4 separate regions of the Mus musculus genome follow, and all the other regions are linked to region 3. The links are chromatin loops, found by intact Hi-C in ENCODE. Cell type or tissue: heart. All regions are shown on one strand.

What was found. Hi-C counts contacts between places; a loop is a spot of excess contacts. Peaks named below come from ENCODE experiments on the same cell type or tissue, not always from the same donor. Only the 100,000 strongest peaks of a DNase experiment are listed, where the experiment ranks them.
Region 1: a loop joins it to region 3, with 2.2 times the contacts of the local background. A loop is called at or near these places in 2 of 42 quality-filtered maps.
Region 2: it touches region 3 in a loop (2.1-fold over the local background); 2 of 42 quality-filtered maps call a loop at or near these places.
Region 4: a loop joins it to region 3, with 2.6 times the contacts of the local background. A loop is called at or near these places in 2 of 42 quality-filtered maps.

The regions. Positions count from the first base shown.
Region 1 is chr8:28,752,454-28,757,453 of GRCm38, reverse strand. The region is part of intron 7 of Unc5d (unc-5 netrin receptor D); the gene reads left to right. Among named protein-coding and RNA genes, the nearest start is that of Gm32505, 57 kb to the right of the region's middle. In heart, a CTCF peak has its summit at 1,986 (motif pointing right); no DNase peak of the experiment used is centred here.
Region 2 is chr8:28,813,302-28,818,301 of GRCm38, reverse strand. All of the region lies in intron 4 of Unc5d (unc-5 netrin receptor D), which reads left to right. Among named protein-coding and RNA genes, the nearest start is that of Gm32505, 120 kb to the right of the region's middle. In heart, a CTCF peak has its summit at 2,799 (motif pointing right); no DNase peak of the experiment used is centred here.
Region 3 is chr8:28,591,824-28,596,823 of GRCm38, reverse strand. It overlaps Gm26795 (predicted gene, 26795), which reads right to left and starts at 3,294. Exons shown (of 3, transcript NR_166526.1): 1 at 3,153-3,294; 2 at 2,774-3,009; 3 at 1,929-2,650. In heart, no CTCF peak of the experiment used is centred here; a DNase peak (open chromatin) is centred at 2,413; H3K4me3 peaks cover 840 bases; H3K27ac peaks cover 1,200 bases.
Region 4 is chr8:28,693,321-28,698,320 of GRCm38, reverse strand. It overlaps Unc5d (unc-5 netrin receptor D), which reads left to right. Exons shown (of 18, transcript NM_153135.3): 13 at 1,823-1,991; 14 at 3,579-3,806. Among named protein-coding and RNA genes, the nearest start is that of Gm32505, 2.5 kb to the left of the region's middle. In heart, no CTCF peak of the experiment used is centred here; a DNase peak (open chromatin) is centred at 2,900.

The DNA.
Region 1 (5,000 bases), 160 kb before region 3:
AACGTGTTTCCAACAACTCTTGAATATCACCAACCTTTTCTGAATCATGGCTCAAGATGTGTGGCTGCTTTTTCACCTCATGGACAGGCTTTTAAAGTGATACAGTTAGAATTAGGGTTTTCATATGTCTTTTAAAAGATGATGCTGTTATAGAAATGTGGCTTCTAGTTGAATTTCAAATAACTATAGTAATAAGCATTCCTATAAATCACATATTGAGCTTGAATATATGACTTGAAGCTTAGTTGTCTGTGATGTAATGTGATGGTTACTCATGGGAGACATAGTTCTTAACACTTAATGTGAGAAGTAAAGGTTATAGTGTGGGTGACTATAACTTGTATTTGTGCCATGATTCAAGCTTCTTCACCAGCGGGGGAACAGCCCTGTTTAATGCTGAGAGAAATTATCAGCACTGACAGTGAGCTGCTAAGAGGAGACCCCACTTTATGTAACAGATATAGACTACAAAGGGACCCTATCACAAAATACCAAAAATAAAGTAAAATGAAATGAGCCATTGAATCAATCAATACATACATAATAAATGGAGAGGAAGAGGGATTCTTAGGGAAGGGGAGGGGAGGATTAAAGAGAGAGGAATGGAAGTGAACTGAAGCTTTGAAGACTGACAAGCCCAGAAATCTCAGTGACTGTCCCAGTGCCAAGTCCAATGGTTGGCTAAGTGCTACAAAACCAACAAGATGTGATGTGTCAGGTCAAAGGCCAAAAGGCAGGAAGAGCTAGAATTTAAGTTCAGAAACTGTCTGGGAAGACAATTCTCTATTGCTTCTGGTAGGGTCATTCTTTTCTTTCTTTGTAAGTCTTGAACTAATTGGTGAGAACTACCTATATCAAAATGTCATGTGCTTTACTGAGTTTCCAGATTTATAAGTTACTGTCATCGCCAACTACTCTGACACAAAGGTCTAGAATAAAGCAAAACCAGATAGCTGGTGGTTCCTGGCCAATTGAGCACATCACAATTGTTCATCATAAATATATATGTACTTGGGATTTTTTTTCAAGAGTGGTCTTTCTTATTTGGGCAGTTGTTGGCCATAATTGAGACAGTGGCTTTAAGTGATTTATTGATTGAACAAAGCCTTTTTTTCCTGTACACTGATAATGTATAGGCTTAATCAAGCAGAGGCAAATTCCTGATGACCCAGTTTGCATTTTGCTATAATGAAAGTAAAATAGCCAGAAATGCAGCAAGGGTTGTACTATACTCAGCTTTAGAGGTAAGTTCTCTGGTGAATCTCTCCTAAGTTGAAAATGCAGTATGAGCTTTTCCCCTGACATTCCATCTCCTAATTCCACTAAGGGATGTTCCCTGTTCAGCATCTTTTGCCTTCGTGTGTGTGTGTGTGTGTGTGTGTGTGTGTGTGTGTGTGTGTGTTTTAGGATATCTGAATATATGTTTAAGACTGTGAGGACTACAGTAATCAGTAGTTTTAGTGTGAAAGATACGGAAGTGGGAGAGTTTCGAGGAGAATGAGCTGTATCTGCAATCTGCATAGCAATTGGGAGGGTTGGCTGGTCAGGGCAGCAGGATCTACTGTCTTTCTGGACAGTGTTCACATGATGAGTCCAAGTTCATGGTCTTTGTAGGAAGCAGAACAGCAGTCCAGGCAAATGATTATCAGTGTTACTCCATGATACTCTTTAGTACTGTCAGATGCTCTTGGTGAAACTGCTGTGCTCTCAGGATTGCACCAAGAAAGGTTGGCTTTGATTAAAATAGCATTTGGCTACAGCTTTGTAGAACAGCAGCTCCGTTGAAGGATCTAGGTCATGGTTCAACACGGGAATTTCCTCAATACTATTTTTGTTTTCCTTATATGCCAAACCTATGACACCTTCTTTTGGAGGTTTGACAATGACATTGTTCAGCTCTTGGATGACCTTCAATAATTTGATTCTCTTTAGCCTCCAACAAAGTACCTGAATCCCCTCTAGTGTCCTGAGGGCTCTCTCTCTCTCTCTCTCCTCCAGATGGAGCTGCCAGCTCTGAATGATCACTTTAATATTTGGGTATGATTGTTGCTTGGTTACTTGTGGCTGAATCGCAGAACCTTAGAGTGATGCTCTCATAGACAGCCACACCTAAATGCTCTCAAGAAGAAAATAAATGCCCCAAGGCTAGAGAGAGAGAGAGATTGGACAGGTTTTGCCAAAAGAGGTGAATTCATGGATCCAAATTGCAAGCATAAACTGGACATCCAATTTCAGGGAAGAACAAAGAGGACGCGTATGGACATGGTTTCTTAAAGTAGGACTTGGGTGGCCGTGTTTCCTGGGTTTAAACAGAATCTTGTAGCTGTCTGACCTCCATCCTTTCATCTTCGAAACATATTTGAGAATCATAGCTAGTACAATGTAACCTGTGTGTGCCCATGAACAGGAACAGAAGGATTAAATGGTGGCTGTTTAAATTGATCCTATGGGATGGAAGCCACCTTCTCTGTGGCTTTTTATTCCAATAAAAAGAAAAAAGGGAGGGCATCGGCTTGAGGAGATTAAATGGATCTGCTTCAGAAGAAGGGATTAGCCTCTAGATGTGTGGTGTGACTAAAGCCAGAGAAATGCCAGCGGCGACCTAAAGAAAGAGGAAGTCTTCCAGGCAATGCTACCTGCAAACTAATCTGTTCGTCTTGTGAAGACAGAGCATAGGTCACTCTAATATTGACAGCTTGGAACAGGACAACTGGGTTAAATGGCGGTTTGTTTTCATTTCTGATAGGCACATTGATAATGAAAGTTTGAATGGACACTTTGGAAGCCGAATCAAAGATAATGACATCCATCCAATAGTGGTTCAAACAAACATTCCCAAGGCCCAACTAATAATATAACCACTTTCTTTATTGAGCCATGCACTTAAATGGCCGAGAGGAAACTCCTGAATGGGTAAAGCTGTGATCACATGAAAATAATGGTTGCTTTGTTAAGAGTTTTCTCTGACCACATTGTTATCTATTACAGTAATTACTACCCCTTCCCTTTATTTAGGCCACTGAATAAGAGACATTTCATTCTAGAATAATTCAGCTCATCTGAAATAACAATTTTATCCTCCTTGTTTGCCAGTGATTTATATGAAACACCCATTTTTCATTTAAGATTATAACAGACAAGTATCTCTTTATCAACACCAAACTCATCTACTTCTTTATGTGGGCAAAGATTTAGGAATGATACTGAAATTACACTTGTTTAATCACACTTGTTTAAATTCCTGAACAGGGTTCACTGCATAGCTGCTTAGTTCCAGCTGGAAGTCTATGTAAGATAGACATAAATATGACCTCACCAAGATGCCATCCTAATGCAGTTTATTCTCAGGTGGCCATAAAGTGTCCTACAGCGTGCAAATTCTTTCCAAGTGGTTTGAAAATGGAAAGAAACCCTCCCATTTCATGTGTGGTACAAAGTGGCTAGGTTTCTGTGGCAGAGTGTTTGCCTAGCATGTACCAATGAGGCCTTGGATTCTATCTCCAACACTGCACACAAGCGAAAATGCAGCAGTAATGCATATCAGTTGTGCTGACTAGGTGTTCCTTTTGAAGAAAGACTTGGTAGTTCACCTTCCTGCCTAACAAACAGTTAATTAATCCACAGTTGTCTTTGTGTGCACGGCACAGCAAATGTGAATGTAATGTTGCAGACACACAGGAGTCATAAGGATGTAGATCTGGGCACACAGGCAGTCATTAGGCCAGATAGTAACAGCCTCTCCCCCATACCCCAGTAAACATTGTCCCATTATGGGACAGCCCATAAGAAGATCAGTATATCTTTAGCTTTCCAAAGACAGTGGAATGACTGCAGGCTCAAGTTTCCATTGTGTTTAATTTAAAAAGAAAATGCAAAGTAAACATTTTAATCCTCAGGTGTCATAATGGCAATATTCCTAGAAATTCTAGAAGCTGAAACTTCTTGCCTTTTTGCCTTTTGCTTTATGAGAAGAAAACTCCCACTTAATGTGCCATATCCTTGGTAGAATTGAGCATAAAAAGATAAAATAAATAAATAAACCATGCTCAGAATAACCATAAAACCTCCTTTATTATCTATCCAATATATTCTTTTTTATCTTGCTTTTTTCATAAGCAAAAAGGTGTCAGATTGTTTAAAGAAGTAATCCTCTCTCCAAATAAGGATGGACCTTCACCCAGTGGACCATAGTTGTTGTATGCGTTTAAAAGTCTCTCCCCTTCTTACCAGCCAGCTCTGAAACATTTAAAATGCCTTTTGTTACTAGGACATTCTCCGTGGTCACCTCCTTTTTTATTCCCCATGAATCTATGCTACCTGTAAGCTTGCTTGACAGGGTAACCTAGCTGAGAATTGCTTTCTCTGGTCTCTCTTTTTCTCCTGTCTTCTTTCACCTATTTTTTTCCACTCCTCCTAAACATGTTGGAATGGATTTCCCCCTGCCCCATCTTTTACATACTTGTCCTGGAGTTAGACAGGCCACACTGTGTGGTACTTTAACAAGAATATATGGATGCTTGTTTACCATGAACTCATTTTGTTATATTTGTTCAGGAGAGTAATCAAAATAAAACCTGAAATATAAAGACAGTAGACTCTGAAATTGATTTAGGACAGCGGGAGAGGAAGATGCCTTCATTTACAGACCAGGTTAATTACAGGAAAATAACAAAATGAGAATATATAACAGTGTTTTTAAAATAAGATACAAATGAGAACAGGTTCCCATGATGATACAAAATGAAGAACTACAATCTGCCAAAGATTTAGGGCATAAAATATTTGTCAGAAAGCCCAGAAGTTGACTGGATGTAAATCCACTGGAAGGAAAAGAGAAAGCTTTTGCATTTGGCATCCCCAGTAGGCACTGAGCTTGAGATTGTGGGAAGGTACAAAGGACCAGCTTTCTGAGGTGAACTGCCAAGAGGAAACTGGCTGTCTATATCCAGAAGCACAGCTAAAGTGCCTTCCCAAGTCCTCTGATTCTGAGTTAAAATGAG
Region 2 (5,000 bases), 220 kb before region 3:
GATGACCTGTAGGGATATCTGTATAACATTTTTCTTGATTGCTGATTGGGATAGCAGAACCCAGTCCACCTTGGGTGGTACTGTCCCTACGAAGTTATGCCTGGACTGCATAAGAAAGGGTTCTGAACATGAGTTTCAGATCAGTCCCATAAGTAGGTTTCCTCTGAGGTTTCTGCCTGGAAGCAGAAAGAGGGACAGGTCTCACAGGTGGTGGAATACTCAAGCTCCCTGCCCCCATTCTTCCTCCAGCTAGTCTTACCTCCGGAAATTTCCAAAACTTTTTTTTTTTTAGATAACTTTGTAGTAAGGAACCAAGCATTCAACATTCCAGTTGATGGGAACTACTTCACATTCAAACCATGACACAAACATATCCATTGAGAAGTAGTATAGTTATGGGGAGGAAAAAAATCTGTCCCAGTATTCCACAGCTCATCCTCACTGTAAACTAGACATTTCACACAGAGTGGGCATAATTTGAGGCTGTAAGCGTTCAAGATGAGCGTATTGATGCCTCTGGATATGGTCCAGCCTCACCTGGGGATGAAAGCAGGTTCTAGCCACTGGATTTTTCTCCTTTATATCAGAAGAACAGTTCTTGAGCCAGGAGTCATAGAAATCGTTTGGCTGGGGCTAGAGAGATGGTGCGATGGTTAAATGTATGTACTACTCTTGCAGAGAACCCATGTTTCATTATCAGTACTCACAAGAGGTAACTTGCAATGGCTGATAGTCACTCCAGCTCCAGGGGAATCCAGCACAACCCATCTGGCCCCAGCAGTCGCCTGCCTTCCCGTACAATTACATATGCACACACGTAATTTAAAAAGTAAGCCTTTCAAAGTAATTTGGCCTGGATATACAATTTTTGAAGGTTGTATGAGACTCACAAAAAGGCCTTCAAGATAACCCAAAGTCGCATAGCTCCTCGGACTCCCAAGCAAAGGTTCTTTCAGCTGCTTGCACCAGGCACTGCTAGGGGTTCCCAAAACGCCATTATCAGAAAGGTGTTGACTTGGTTCTCTCTGTTCAATGTCAAGCTTCATTTTTTCCTGTCACTGAAGGATATGTATAGAAAACAGAAACAGGACCTTACTGAAGAAGGAAAAGGTCTAAGGTGTTGACTTCTGTGGCAGGTAGTGTGAACTAAGCAAGTAAATAAGGAACATATTTTTGCTTAGACTTTTTAGAAAATAGGCATCTTTGCCTCCTGGCAACATGTTCCTTGCCTATAATATGAGGACAAGAATTATGGTAATACATGGGCCTGGTGTATGGCTATATGTAAAAAGTATTAGCTGCTCCAGATGTGGTAGGACATGTCTTTAATTCCATCAGTTGGCAAATAGATTTCTTAGCTTGATGCCAGCCTGTTCTACAGAGAAAAATTCAGGACAGCCAGGGCTACACAGAGAAACCCTGTCTCAAAAACAAAAGAAAGCAAAACAAAAGGGAAAGACAGGAAGACATACAGACAGGTAGATAGAAAAAGATATATATATATATATGCAAATATTATAGAGCTAATGTGCACCTCACAGCCTGCATCTTCATCACACTGTTATGGCCTCTCTCAAAGCCAGTTGTAATATTGTCCTGGCGTGCTTCCTTTATTGTTTAATATGCTTATATTAGCCATAAAATCCTTTACATCACTTATCGAAGACCAAAATGACAAGATGGAGTTCTAACAGGGATCCACGTAGACATTTGCATTCTGCGTGTATCTTGTATTTTCCACTATCCTTCTGGCTCCTGAAGTAAGACTTGCCATCCCTCCCACTTCCAACACAAAGATCTACTGCATTCCCACAGAGCAATCAGAGCCTCCTGGCACTTAATACCAGGAAGCAGCAATAATTGAACTATTATGTCTCCACATATCATGAAACCAGTGTCTGATATTTAACCTGCTATCTCTGGATTTGCATTCATTTGGTGCCTCAAAGTTGCTGTTCTTTCTATGTGGGATGAGCTCTGGCCCCTCTTCTGTTCACATTTCCTTGTTCAGGCTGAAGTACCAAATCTTGCAGTATTTAGAAAATGAATCTTCTTAACGAGGCATCGATTCTGTCTTTAACCTGGAGATGAAATTGCTGCTTTTATTTTGCCCATTACATGGAATGACATAAAAATGTCTTCTATGTGACGGACCATGATTACCATTGTTATGAAGGCTAAGGAAGGGCACTGAGGATTCCTGAATCTCCAGTGTTATTTGACCCTAGATCCATCTGCTTATCCTCCAATTCAGGTCACCTCTTTATCTACAAAAATCGAAGAATATTCAGCCAGCAGGTCTCCATCTCTTGCGATTGTAGATATATTCAGAGGTTAAGAGGGACCTGAGACTCTGTCTGGAAGATCGCATCTCTGAAGACAAGGCTTGTCTACCATTAATATTTCTTGTGCACTGCTGGAAAGTTTCCATGGTCAAGCCAAGGTCATCTTCTTCCAATTACCCAGATTCACAAGAGAATTGTGCATATATTGTTGTTGTTGTTGTTGTTGTTGTTGTTGTTGTTGTTGTTGTTGTTGTTGTATCTTTCAGGTCATTGGGACTAAGGAAAAGAGGGGGACTTGTTTGATTACTAGGGACATATATGAGTTGGCCTCCTTAAGCCATCTCTATTTGTACTGTTGATAGTGGGTCATTGTGGGTGGGGCCTGTTTTTGTTATTGCTATGGGGACTTGCTTCCAGTTTCAGAGGGCTAATCTATGATCATCACAGTGGGGAGCATGGCGGCTGGCAGGAGACATGGCACTGGGGCTGTAGCTGGGAGCGTGTATCTTATCCACAAGATGGAGACAGAGGGAAAGAGAAAGACCAGACTTGGCAATGGCTTTTGAAACCTCAGATTGCACCTACAATGATACATCTCCTCAGGAATGCCACACCTTCCAACCCTTCATAAACAGTCAAATGGGAATATATGAGCTTATGGGGACCAACCTCATTCACACCACTACAGGGACTCTTTCTTCATCCAGTCTACCCTTGTCACCCAACATTTCTGCAAACAGCCTGCCCATGGATTATCCCCTCCTATGGGCTATAGCCCCTGACTTATACTAAAAGACTTGTGCTAACTCATGCTTCCAACTTCCCAAGTAGTCCCTCTCTTTTTTGTAGAGGATTTGTTCTTGAATCCCTATCCTCAAAATCCTAAAACATATGGATACCCAATAGTACAGTATTTACATATAATGTATTCACTCACCTCTGTATACTATAAAGCTCTCTAGAGTTTTAATAATGCCCAAAAAATACAGTGGCTACATGACCAGTGAAAACAGTGTTTAGCAAATAACCAGAGGGATGTCTACACATCTGGTAAAAGTGAAATTTTGTCTTGAATATTTCCAGTTCATAATTGGTTGAATCTGTGGAGTGTAAGCCTACCAATAAATTGTCCAACTATAATTTTTCTCTCAGTTAGTATATACTTGAGACCACTTCCTTCTCGGCTCTCCCTCAGCAGTCAGAAATGACTGTAGAGCCTGTACCCTGCTGTGTGTGATATTTTAAATTATTTTTTATTTTCATTTATCTGTATGTGAAAGACAGAAGCTTAGCCCTGACAGTTCATTATGCAAGTTTGTGGAAAAGTACACAAACTTGCTAGTTAAGTTAAATAGTATCTTCACAAACTTAGCATTTAATTTGTAGCTGGTGACATTGACTCACATGATCTTACGATTCTTATACTTCAATTGTGATAATAACTGTCCTGATGTGAGACTTAAAATTTTAAACCAGGTGTCTTTGGAAAGCATGTTGTCAACTCCTAAATCAGTTGAAACTTTGACCATTTTATCTGCAGTGCACTCCTAAGCATTTTCTGGAATCTATAAAATTCCCCTTCAATCAAGACAAGTGAACATGGCAATCATTTTCCCAGAAAACTAGGAAGGCTGCACATTTTCAGTTCCGTGGCAAACTGTACACTACACAAGGCAATAATATGCACAGGAGAAGCAAACAAAGGTCCCTTAATGGAAACACTGGAGTAAAGCGCTTCTTTTAATGGGAGTAAGAGTGTGGGGCGGGGGGGGGGGGGGGGGGGGAGGGGATTTTCAGGCAATGTGTGCTGTCCCTGATGGTCTCTGTAGAAAGCTCCAGTTAGAGCTTTGTGGGTTCATTTAGAAAGCCTCTGGTGACCTAAGTGCATCCATTTGATAGAATTAAGAACATTTAGCAGAATTATACTAAGTTCTAGGGAGAGACGAGACGAGTTATTTAGTTTTGAAAGGTTACAAATACTGATGCACAGGGAAAACCAGAAGATGCCTGGGCACTTATTGATTTTCAAGTGCTTTTTGTGTAATTATGAGGTTTAAGCAAAAAAGACCAGTTTGTATGGTTGTTTTCCTCTGTCTTGTTGTTTTTCTATAAAGTTATAAAAATAGCCTACTAACTTCATAGAAAATTTCACAAATATTTTCCTCTGCATGTTCTTGAGCAACATTATATGCATTCTGTTCAGGGGAAACTATTCTTTGTTCACTGACATGTACCTCATCTCTTTGGGGGTTCAGTGGGGAAGTGATACCTCTGTTGCTGTCACCCTCCTACCTATGGAAGATGGGATCTGATGATGTTGGAAGAGAGCGGTTTCCCCCTTTGCTTATTGCATGTTTGTTGTCTCCTCCTGTCATTCAGCCAAGGACTCTCTCTTCTGCAGGAAACCAGTCCTGGCTCTAGGAGGTTCTGCTGTTAATAAGAAGTTGAACAGAAGTTATAATAACTCATTGCATTGCCTGCTTGGAAAGCATGATAATGCTCCTTAGTTGTAAGAAATCATTTTAACAACACTGACTGGTGGCAGTTCATTGATGAGGCCCCTGTGAAACCTGCTATAAATAGCACTTGATGCATGTAGAAAAGGGTTCTTCGGTGTGGCTTTTATTTATTTGTAATTTATACTCTGCCTACCTTCACAAAAGGATTTGAGCTGGCTAACAATAAAAGACACATATACAATAAGGTTGTTATGTA
Region 3 (5,000 bases):
GGTTAACTGTAGCTAAAAGAGGAATGGCATGATGACAGAGGTGGTTCTCTTTGTAGTGTAATTTTGAATTTTGTTACAGCAATTATGATGTTTTCCTAGCTATCTCTCTTGCCCAAATTGATGGGAATCTCAAAAGCTCAAACGAAATAGGTTTTACGATCTAGTTGGTCTTGGGCTCAAGCAACAGTGGCACCATTCTACAAGCTGGATAAACTTGAGCAATTCACTTCATCTCTCTGCTGAAGTCTGCCCTGTCTGTGCCTCCTCAGTGTGTCCCTGTTAAGTGCGTATTCCTTTGTGAGCCTTTCAAGATGAAGCATAATGAAAAGGTCTCCAGTCACTTAGAACATGCTCTCAAAAGAGGACGGTGGGACTCCATTCCCTTCCTCTCCACTCTGTCTCTTCTCTCTACAGCAGGAGATCACCGCTAGGCTGCATGCTACCCCCACACCCCTCTCACCACGGGCCCCAAAGCAACAGGCCAGTGATGGGCTAGAGCCTCCAAAACTGCAAGGGAAAGTAAACTTTGTCTCTTTGTAAATAGATTATCTGGATATTTTATATACTGACAGAAACCTAGCTCACTTTCTGAAAACCTCATTTTTCCCTTTTTTGAATAAACGACTGTTGTCCCCCATTGTTCACATGAGGAGATCAGCATTATAGAATGGTGGGGAGGACATAACGAGCGGCTCCATGCCAAGTGCCTGGCAGTAGCCTCATGCTACCAAACTTTCAGTTGCCATTGCAAAGGGTACAGCTGGTGGGGTCTCCAGTGCCAGAGAAAACCTTCCAAGGCGTCAACAATTCATTTACTGAGTCCCTAAATCACTCGATAGAGTCTCTGATTACAGATTCAATCACCAGCTGGATATTAAGACCCAAGTTTACAACCACAACATTACATAACTTTCCAACAATCAAGGGGCTTTTTTCCCCCATATGACCAGTCTCTAATGGAAGCATTTTTCTCTACTGAGGTTAAGAGCCAAAGTCGGGTCCAGAGCCAGTCAGTCGGCCAGTTAAATAAGCATTTGAGTTAGCTGCAACAGTTTTAGGAGGAGTGTTCAGGGCCGAGAAGGAGAGAAGGCAATTAAAGAAATTTGGGGATGATTAAGTGCTCCAATACAGGCTGTGAACAGCTTTCTGTGTCTGAGGGAAGGATAATGGGAAAGTAGGGTTGGTGATGAGAGCGCCTATCTAGAGAGCAGCTTTTAATTCATTCAGTAGATATTTATTTAGATCTATGGGTTTTGGTTTTATTTCCCCGCACTTGAAACTGTCTGAATGTTTGGAAGGACAGACACGAGCAGGCCCCATGAACGCAAGCTGCATCGTCGAGGTCTATTGAATGCAGTGTCCGCATTATCTGTGGGTTTATAGCGACCCTTCCCAAGGAAAGAGCGGTTACATCCTGTAGTTTCTCTTGTGCGCGTCCTGAAGCACAGTGCAGCTTGCTGTCTTCTCATTCTTCCAGCCTTTTTTTTTTTTAAGAGTAAAAAGCTAGATACATAACAGCCGCGTGCAGAATGGCCTTCAGTAAGACTTACACAGAGATGAGCAACCACGCTGCCCCTAAGAGCTCACAGTACCCAGGACCCACCACTGTGCTGGGGAGGAAGGTAATCTCCTTCCAGTGTGGCAAACCACAATTTGCTTTTATCTCTTCCCAGATGAGCTAGTTAAATTTACAGATTGGGAGGAGGAACAGGGATGACGGAGAGTGAGTGTACCAAGTGTAAATTGTCAGGGGAGAGGGGAGAACTATTATTCTGAACCCTGCTATCCTTGTGCTAAAGGAATCTACAAGCTTCACACCAATTGACAACTGTTTTCTAAGCTAGGAATCAGTTCCGGTGCTCTAAGCAAGGACAGCAGTGCCCCGCACCCCACCCCGCACCCCACCCCCCACCCCTACACAAGCCCAGGTCACCAACAGTCATTATTTCTATGATCTCTTTGTCCATGAGGCCACCTGGCGACTGCGGAGCTCCTCCCAGATGACGCCTTAGCAGGTGTTTCTTCCAAGTCCTCTCAGTTACTCCCTTTGCCTTTTTGCATTCCCTGCGCTGAGCTGTAGAGGGGCTGTGGCACTTTGTAACTTACTGCTCAACAGCTGGCAGCTACAAATTAACTTTTTGACTTCATTAGGCTAATCTGCAGAATTATTCCTAATTTGGAGCACCTGCAGTCCCCGTCCCCCCCCCCCCCCCACCTTCCTCTCCTCAGGAGCCACCTTCTCTCATCCATCAGACGCTGAGTGGCAGGAAAACAGCATATGGAGCTACGGGTGGGTCTGGTCAGGGCACCTAGTTTGTTTTTCTACTTCTCCAAATCACCGGTCTCAGACTGCTTCAATCAACACACGGCTTCTTCCCATGGCCAGGGCTGGTGTGAATCCAAGATGCCAAGTGCCTCTTCACATGGGTGAAAATAACCAGAGGGCTGATCATGTCTTCGCCCTTGTTTGGACACAGGGCAGTTTCAGTCCAAGGTCGTCAGTCTAATGCAGAGCCATGCTCGGGCGAGTGCTGCCCTTGATTTCCTCCCGTGTTTCCGGGAAGCCAGAAGTGTGAAAACCTTCCGGGTTTTCCACTTTTTATCTGCCCAGAAACCAGGAGGCCGGTGATGCCCCTTTGGTCACACAAATCTGTAAGAAATAAAAAGAGAAAAGTTGCAGCTGCCTTCCCAGAATCGCACCTGCATCCACTGCGGGAGGTTCTTGGCCTCTTCTCCTCCCGCTGGAGTCCTTAAAGTCCCCAAATAGTCTTACACAAATCTGTAAAGTGGTGCAAACAACGGTCTCCGCATTCTCCTGTCAGGTCCTCTGCTGGAGCAATTTTCCCAGAGGACAAAGAGAGTAAACTGGCCTGGACACAGTCCTTAAGATCTTTCTCTGACGCTCCAACGCACTACAGTTTTAGTGGTAATGCTCTTCTCACTAGATGGCTCTCCTGGATCCTTCCCTTCCTAAAAGCTAGGCCGGGAGAGGAGAACGAGGCTGCAGAGCTGAGAATAGAAGATAAACAAGATGTACTGGAATAAAGGTACCCAGATGCCCCCAACTTAAAATCTTACAAAGAGAGGCACACTTTAGAAAAGCAATCCAAATGCAACCCACACATGGAGTAGAAGGAGAAATCGTTTCTTACCGCTGGAGGTAGAGAACACACAAAGTAATCACAGATACTAAAACCTTAAGTGGATTTTGCTTGCTCTTGTTGCCGCTCGGTGTAGTGGTGTAGCTTTCCATAGGTTTTTACTTCTAGGGCTTATAGTCCAGGCAGCCATAGCACTCATTTCTCAGGACAAGCCATTTATATTCCTTATCATGCATACTTTGAATAGTTTCTTCTTCCACTCTCAAAACTATCCCCCTGGAGAGATGGCTTAGTGCCCAGGAGTGTTAACTACTGTTCCAGAGACTGTGGCTCAGATCCAGCCCCCAAGTCAGGCACCCACCATTTGGAGCTCCAGGGGAATTGCTGCCCTACTTTGGCTTCTGAGGGTACCTGTGGTGCACATAAATGCACACACACACACACACACACACACACACACACACACGCACATGCTCAGGCAGGAGTAGAGTAGTCAATCAGATCTCTTTTTTTCTCTGCTACCGTCCCCGCCCTTATTACAGGCAAAAGTGATGGTGAAGTAGCCTCTTAGCATTTACAGGCTTGAGTCTCATCCTCCAGGGAAAAATTAGTCTAGCCTTGGTTCTGTCAGTTGAGTTTCCCCTTCCCATTGTCTTTCTCTGAAAAAAAAAAAAAAAAAAAAAAAAAAAAAAAAAAAAAAAGGTCATGAAGGTAATTGTTCAAGATAAAACAGGTATGCAGTCCGGCTTGGTGGCTTCAAGCAGTAGCTAGAACCAACAGTTAGACAGTTAGAACCCCATGGTGTGTGTAGCCCTTGATGATGGATGGATTCCCTCAGGAGTTTCAGAGAAAAAAAGGTAGAAATTTGCATCAGATCTTTTGCTGAACCTTTCTTCTAATCCAAAATTAGGAAGGCCAAGCTCTTTCCTCTCCTCGGGGATTTGCTTAAATTGAAGTTTCTTTTCTTTAATCTTTAAAGATGATTAATGCTTTAGAAACCTTACCAGTGATAACATGCATAGAGAGAAGGATTCAAGAATTTTCATTTCCTGGATGTTCAGTAGTGACATTCGGGATTCCTGCACCTAGTGAGCAGCGATATTATACTTGAGCGTTGAAAAGCATGGTTAACTCAGAACAGAGAGCCTGGAAGGAATGACAATATCAGGATCCCCTAGGAGTACGCTGTGGACTATAGATATGAGTTGAGGTATCTGGAGCCAGATCAGTTATCAGTTTGGAGCCTCAGTGTAGGAATCACAGGGCCACCTCTGTTGGACTAACGTGATGAATGGCTCATTGAAAATATATCTTATGCTCTCTGATAACTGGTCCCCAACTTTTAAAGTACAAAGAGACACTCAGCAGAAGGGAGATCTATTCCCAGTCTCAAGGATGAACTAGCTTTGTTTCAATTCACACATGGTTTCTGCCACCAGTACCATTTTGTGAGTGTCTTTGGATCTGACCCTGGTGAGGTCTAGAAAATTGGGGGTGGGTGTGGGGAAGCTTGTCCATGATGAAAAGTCTGACTCTTTGGCTTCCTAGCTTGAGTCCTACTCTGGCTTCATGTGTAAGTAGTTGGTAACTCTTTGTCTTATGGTTTTACTGCTGTGAACAGACACCATGACCAAGGCAACTCCTATAAGGTCAAAGTTTAATTGGGGCAGGCTTACAGGTTCAGACCTTCAGTCCATTATCATAAAGGGGGGAACATGGCAACATCCAGGCAGGCATGGTGCAGGAGGAGTTGAGAGTTCTACATCTTCATCTGAAGGCTGGCTGCTTGCAGAATACGGGCTTCCAGACAGCTAGAATGAAGATCTTAAAAACCACATCCGTACCTACTCCAACAGGCACACACCTTCTAACTGTGCCATTCCCTGGGCTGAGCGTATA
Region 4 (5,000 bases), 100 kb before region 3:
ATGAGGGGGATGGTTCCCCAAAAGCAATTAGATAGGTCTTTTAGAAGAGCTTGTCATTGGTCACTCATGGGTATCCTTGCTTCTCTTGTCCATGATGAATGTAGGTGATAATTATAAGAAAAGTGCTGGACCCACTCTCCAAGTCAGTGGTAGTCATCCATACACAGGCCTCCTCGACATCCTGAGAATCCACTCTTGACTTTCACCTGTTTCTCACACCTTGAGTATATCATTCTAGGCTTCCCAAAGAATATTTGCTACTGCTAACAAAGCGTTGCAACCTCCGTTGCTGCTCAAATGTAAAGGCATGGGAGCCTCTCTGCTTAATATATGCTTTGCTTACAGAAGAACAACTGTAAAATTCAGGAATTTTAAGAAAATAGTCTGTTGAGAGCATGACTGGTGCTTCACAAGGAAGGAAGGTGACCGACCAGGTGATAGTGTTCAGCTCTGTCTTGGATGCAGTAGATGTGGGGGTCTGCTGCTCTTTTATATAACCTGCATTTAGTCCAGTAGGAAACTATAGATAATAAACTCAAGGGTGGCCATGAAGAACTTGAGGTAGTCCAGTGAATGTCAAAACACATGATTCAGAAATTCATAGCATTTAGGTGAACTCCTAAATGATGTTTCTCCTACATAAGACCATGAAATGAGTTTTATCTTTGAGAACTGAATTTCAACTTTATGCTGCTAGGGCCTTGCTCTCGGGATCCAGGATGACACATATACATGTCTTCCTGAGCGGAGAGAGTGGAAGTTTTGGTAATATCTAACTGACCTAGATCTCAATGGGCACTGTTCATCTGTGAGTCTGCAATTACTTCATTGATCATATCATTATATTTCTTACAAGTGAAAAATGCAGAAATCAAGGAAGAGATTAAAATGCCTGTTCTGCAACCCTCAGGCAGTTGGAAGAAATTAAGTGGGATTCCTGTTATTTTCACTCTTTTTTGTTATATAAAGACTTCATCTCCTGTTGCTTGTGGGGAGAGCTGAAGAAACCTGAGGGCTGAAGTGTAGCTCAGTGGCCCTGTGTTCCATTGCCAATATGGGTGGGATGAAGGGAGCTGTATAATGAACCGGGGCTAATCAGGTATGACACTGTCACTGAAATTTCACTTGGGTTTTTCAGGTTTTACAATAACAGTTTTGTTGTTAATAATTACAGCACAAGAAAACCTCAACTCTAGACTTGGGTGAAATGGCTTTAAATTCAGATTTGAAAATTAGATATCCTGTACATGATTATGTAATTTATACCTTCCCACTGACCAATCAGTGTAAAGTATTATGGAACTGATATGTTTGTATATTACAGAAATAAGTGTTTTTCTTTTAAACCAGAATAATCATGTCTAATTTGTAATATGTTCAAGGTAGTGTTTTGTTGCATAATAGCTTGTTTCATCATTTATTAGCACTAAAATATTACTGAATATATTGTCTGGAGAAGGGAATTTTGTATTGAGGCAACCAAGTTTTATCAAATTCTTGGGATTTTTTTTTCCATTGACAGGACAATGTTAATGAGAATGATCATTTGATAGCTGGGGTTGGCTCTGCGGATGCATTTTAGGGTTCTTTAATTCTCTCCTTATTTCCAAAAGTCTGGTTGTCAATTTTTGCTGATGAAACTAGTTAAAATCTGACCATAAGTCAACCTTGGTGACTGGGTAGTTTACAGTTAAGTTCTCCAAGTCATTCCACAAAGGGATGGCACCGTGCTTGTAGACTATCCCCATCTGTAAGTAAGTTCTCACCTGATGTCCCTCATCGTTTTCATGCTTCTCGGTCATCTCTTTTCTCATCTCTGAAGCCTGCAGTCAGATGGATCTGAGGTTCTCCTGAGTCCTGAAGTCACCTGTGGGCCTCCAGATATGCTTGTCACAACTCCCTTTGCGCTGACCATCCCTCACTGTGCAGACGTCAGTTCAGAGCACTGGAACATTCACCTGAAGAAGAGGACCCAGCAGGGGAAGTGGGAGGTGAGATGCTGTGTGTGTGTGTGTGTGTGTGTGTGTGTGTGTGTGTGTGTGTGTGTGTGATGTTTAAATGGGAGTTGGGTTCTCTGGATGGCTTAGATTTAACCTTAACCCTTCTTGTTACAGCAGATCAGCTGCGAAGCTGTTGAACATTTCCTAGTTGCCAAGCAGTTATGGAACTCATTTTACACGATCCTCTAGGTATTTGCTAGCCTTTTCAAGTAATAATGGAAAACAGAGGCAAAATATAATCCAGAGCTGTACGGTCTGAGAACCCAGTAGTAATTACCCACAGAGACACATATACTATGTTCTCGCTTGCTGAGTTTCCAGCCTTCCTCCTAGGCCGTGTTCTTTTCCGAACTGACATTATGCTGTGTCAATGAGGATGTTGCTTAAGGAAGACAGGCTACATTGATAAGTATCCAGGAACACTGTATGTGCCTACTATATGTTTAAAGCATTAGCAGATACATGGAAGATTATTACCACTGCTTTCCTGTATAAATAAGTACATGTAAGGAGAGACATCTCAATCAGAGAGAGGCAAGGAAAAAGAATGGGAGTATATAATAGGAAGATAACAAGCAAAGAGACAGCCAGTCAAAATCAACAGTGGCTTCAGCAGAATTACGATTTTAAGCAAAAGCGGTGATTTGCCTGTCCGAAGAATTCTTTATGTCCAACTGAAGTCAGTTTGCATCAAACCGGGTGAACTATATTATTGGAACCCAGTAGCCCTCATGTGCTAGTCCTGGGGTCTTGCCTCCTAGGAGGTACTTCAGGCAAAAGAAGTCAAAGAAAACCATGTTTCTCTTGGAGAAAATACACAGCAGCTGCAGTGGATTCTGTGTGCCGAGCACAGCTGTATCTTGAGACCCGTCCATTTCCTTTGTTTGAGAACGTATCCTGCTATGTACTGGGTCCTGGCACTGGGACGGGAGAATGTTTTGGGCAATAAAGTTCATAGAGGGGTCACGTTGTAGTCTTCTCCCCCTTGTGTTCTGTTTCCCCTTGTTTTTTTTTTTCCCCTACCACTTCATTTCTCGGCTTTTCCTCACAATCTTCTCCATCCAGATGGTGTTAGATTTATGCTCCACCAAACCAGTCACACATGCCTAAGTTCTTATCAGAGAGGCTGAAATATTCTAGTGCTTCTTATCCAAATCATTTACTTAATGGTCCCCTGTGAATGATTGCGGCAAAACGAAAAAGGATAAAGTGTTGGAGTGAAAATAAACATCAACTTAAGGGTATTTTAGAAGGTTTTCAGAAATAGATCTGGGGGGGCAGTAATAATAATGTAAGTTTGCTTATTGAGGTTAATGTTCAAGTTCTTAAAAACTGGTATTAAGCAATTAACTGGAAATGGAAATTTCAAAATTCCTATTAAAATGGACAGCACACTGTACATAACCCATTTCATGCATTCTTGCCTCCAGCTGTTATCTTAATAGAAAACAACCATCTAACATTGATATTTAAGACAATACAATATTCTGGGAGAGTTTATTTATTTAAATCTATGTAAACTCTTGGGCCCGATGGTGTTTCCAAACTGAGAGAATTTAACATATCTTTCTCTAACAGGAAGTGATGTCAGTGGAGGATGAGTCCACATCCTGTTACTGCCTCTTGGATCCCTTTGCCTGTCACGTGCTGCTTGATAGCTTTGGAACGTATGCCCTCACAGGAGAGCCAATCACAGACTGTGCCGTAAAGCAGCTCAAGGTGGCTGTGTTTGGCTGCATGTCCTGTAACTCCTTGGATTACAACCTGAGAGTTTACTGTGTGGACAATACTCCTTGTGCATTTCAGGTCAGTCTTGTTACAGTTGTTCTTTTGGTACTGTGAAAATAATGATTCCCTGTATTAGTGACTTTTCTATCGCTGTGATAAATTACCGTGGCGAATGGCAACCTCAAGGAAAACATGTTTATTTTGGCTCATGCTTCCAAAGGGGTAGAGTCTATCATGGCAGGAAGCTGGCTGATCATATTTCTGTCTGCATCCAGGAAGCAGAGAGAGGGAATGGGAAATGGTTAAGTCTATAAACTCTCAAAGCCTGCCCTCAGTTGTTATCTCTTTTAGCAAACTCCATAACCTCCCCAAACAGTGCCCCACACTGAGGAACAAGTTTTCAAATACATGGGCCTTCAGAGGACATTTCTCACGTAAACCATAACAGCTTCCTAAACACCAATATCAGTAGAAGGTTCTTTGATAGAAACTTAGAAAAGTACCCACAACCACTTTAAACAAGAGCTGTGTGTGTGTTCCATGCAGGAAAGATGGGACAATTGACACTCAAGACGGGGCAGAGATTAAGTTCATACTCAACCCAAACACGTCTACTAATTAAGAAATCCTCTAAAAGTATGATCAGAATTTAGAAAATGAATCCAACTGTGGTACAAGCATTGGAGAAGACTTTTAGAACGTTTCACAAACCTTCTTGAATGGATGGCATTTAAGAGCAAAAGAGATACCTGGTAAAGAAAGGAAAAGGCACAAAGCACAGAGCAGAGACGTATTTGGTGTGGAAAGAGCAGTGAGAAAATTGCCCAAGTCTACTGAAGTTAGGAGTTAGGAAATAATGATGATAAGTCATCTGTCACCCAGCAGTCATATCCTATCAGGACACCAAGTCTAATAGTGGACTATTAGGGCAGAGGTAGTTCAACATCTTTTCTATTTTCAGTGCTTTTAATCATATAAGATACATCTTAGATGAGGTACTCCTGAGGAGTGAGGTTTATTAATAGAAGCAAGGATAATGCAGGACAGGCTGTGGAGGCTTTGCCCATATTTAAATAGCGTAGCTCTCCTGACACACCTCATTCCAGATCCGTGCTATTCCTGTCCTGGGTCATTAAGTCCATTATGCAGAGCAGTTTCTCAGTAACTAGGTTTTAAGACACTGAACTAGAAAATTCATGTTTACCAATAGAAGAGACTCAAAGATACGAAACTTAAACATAAGCTAAGAAGGTAGTGACTCATGACAAACTA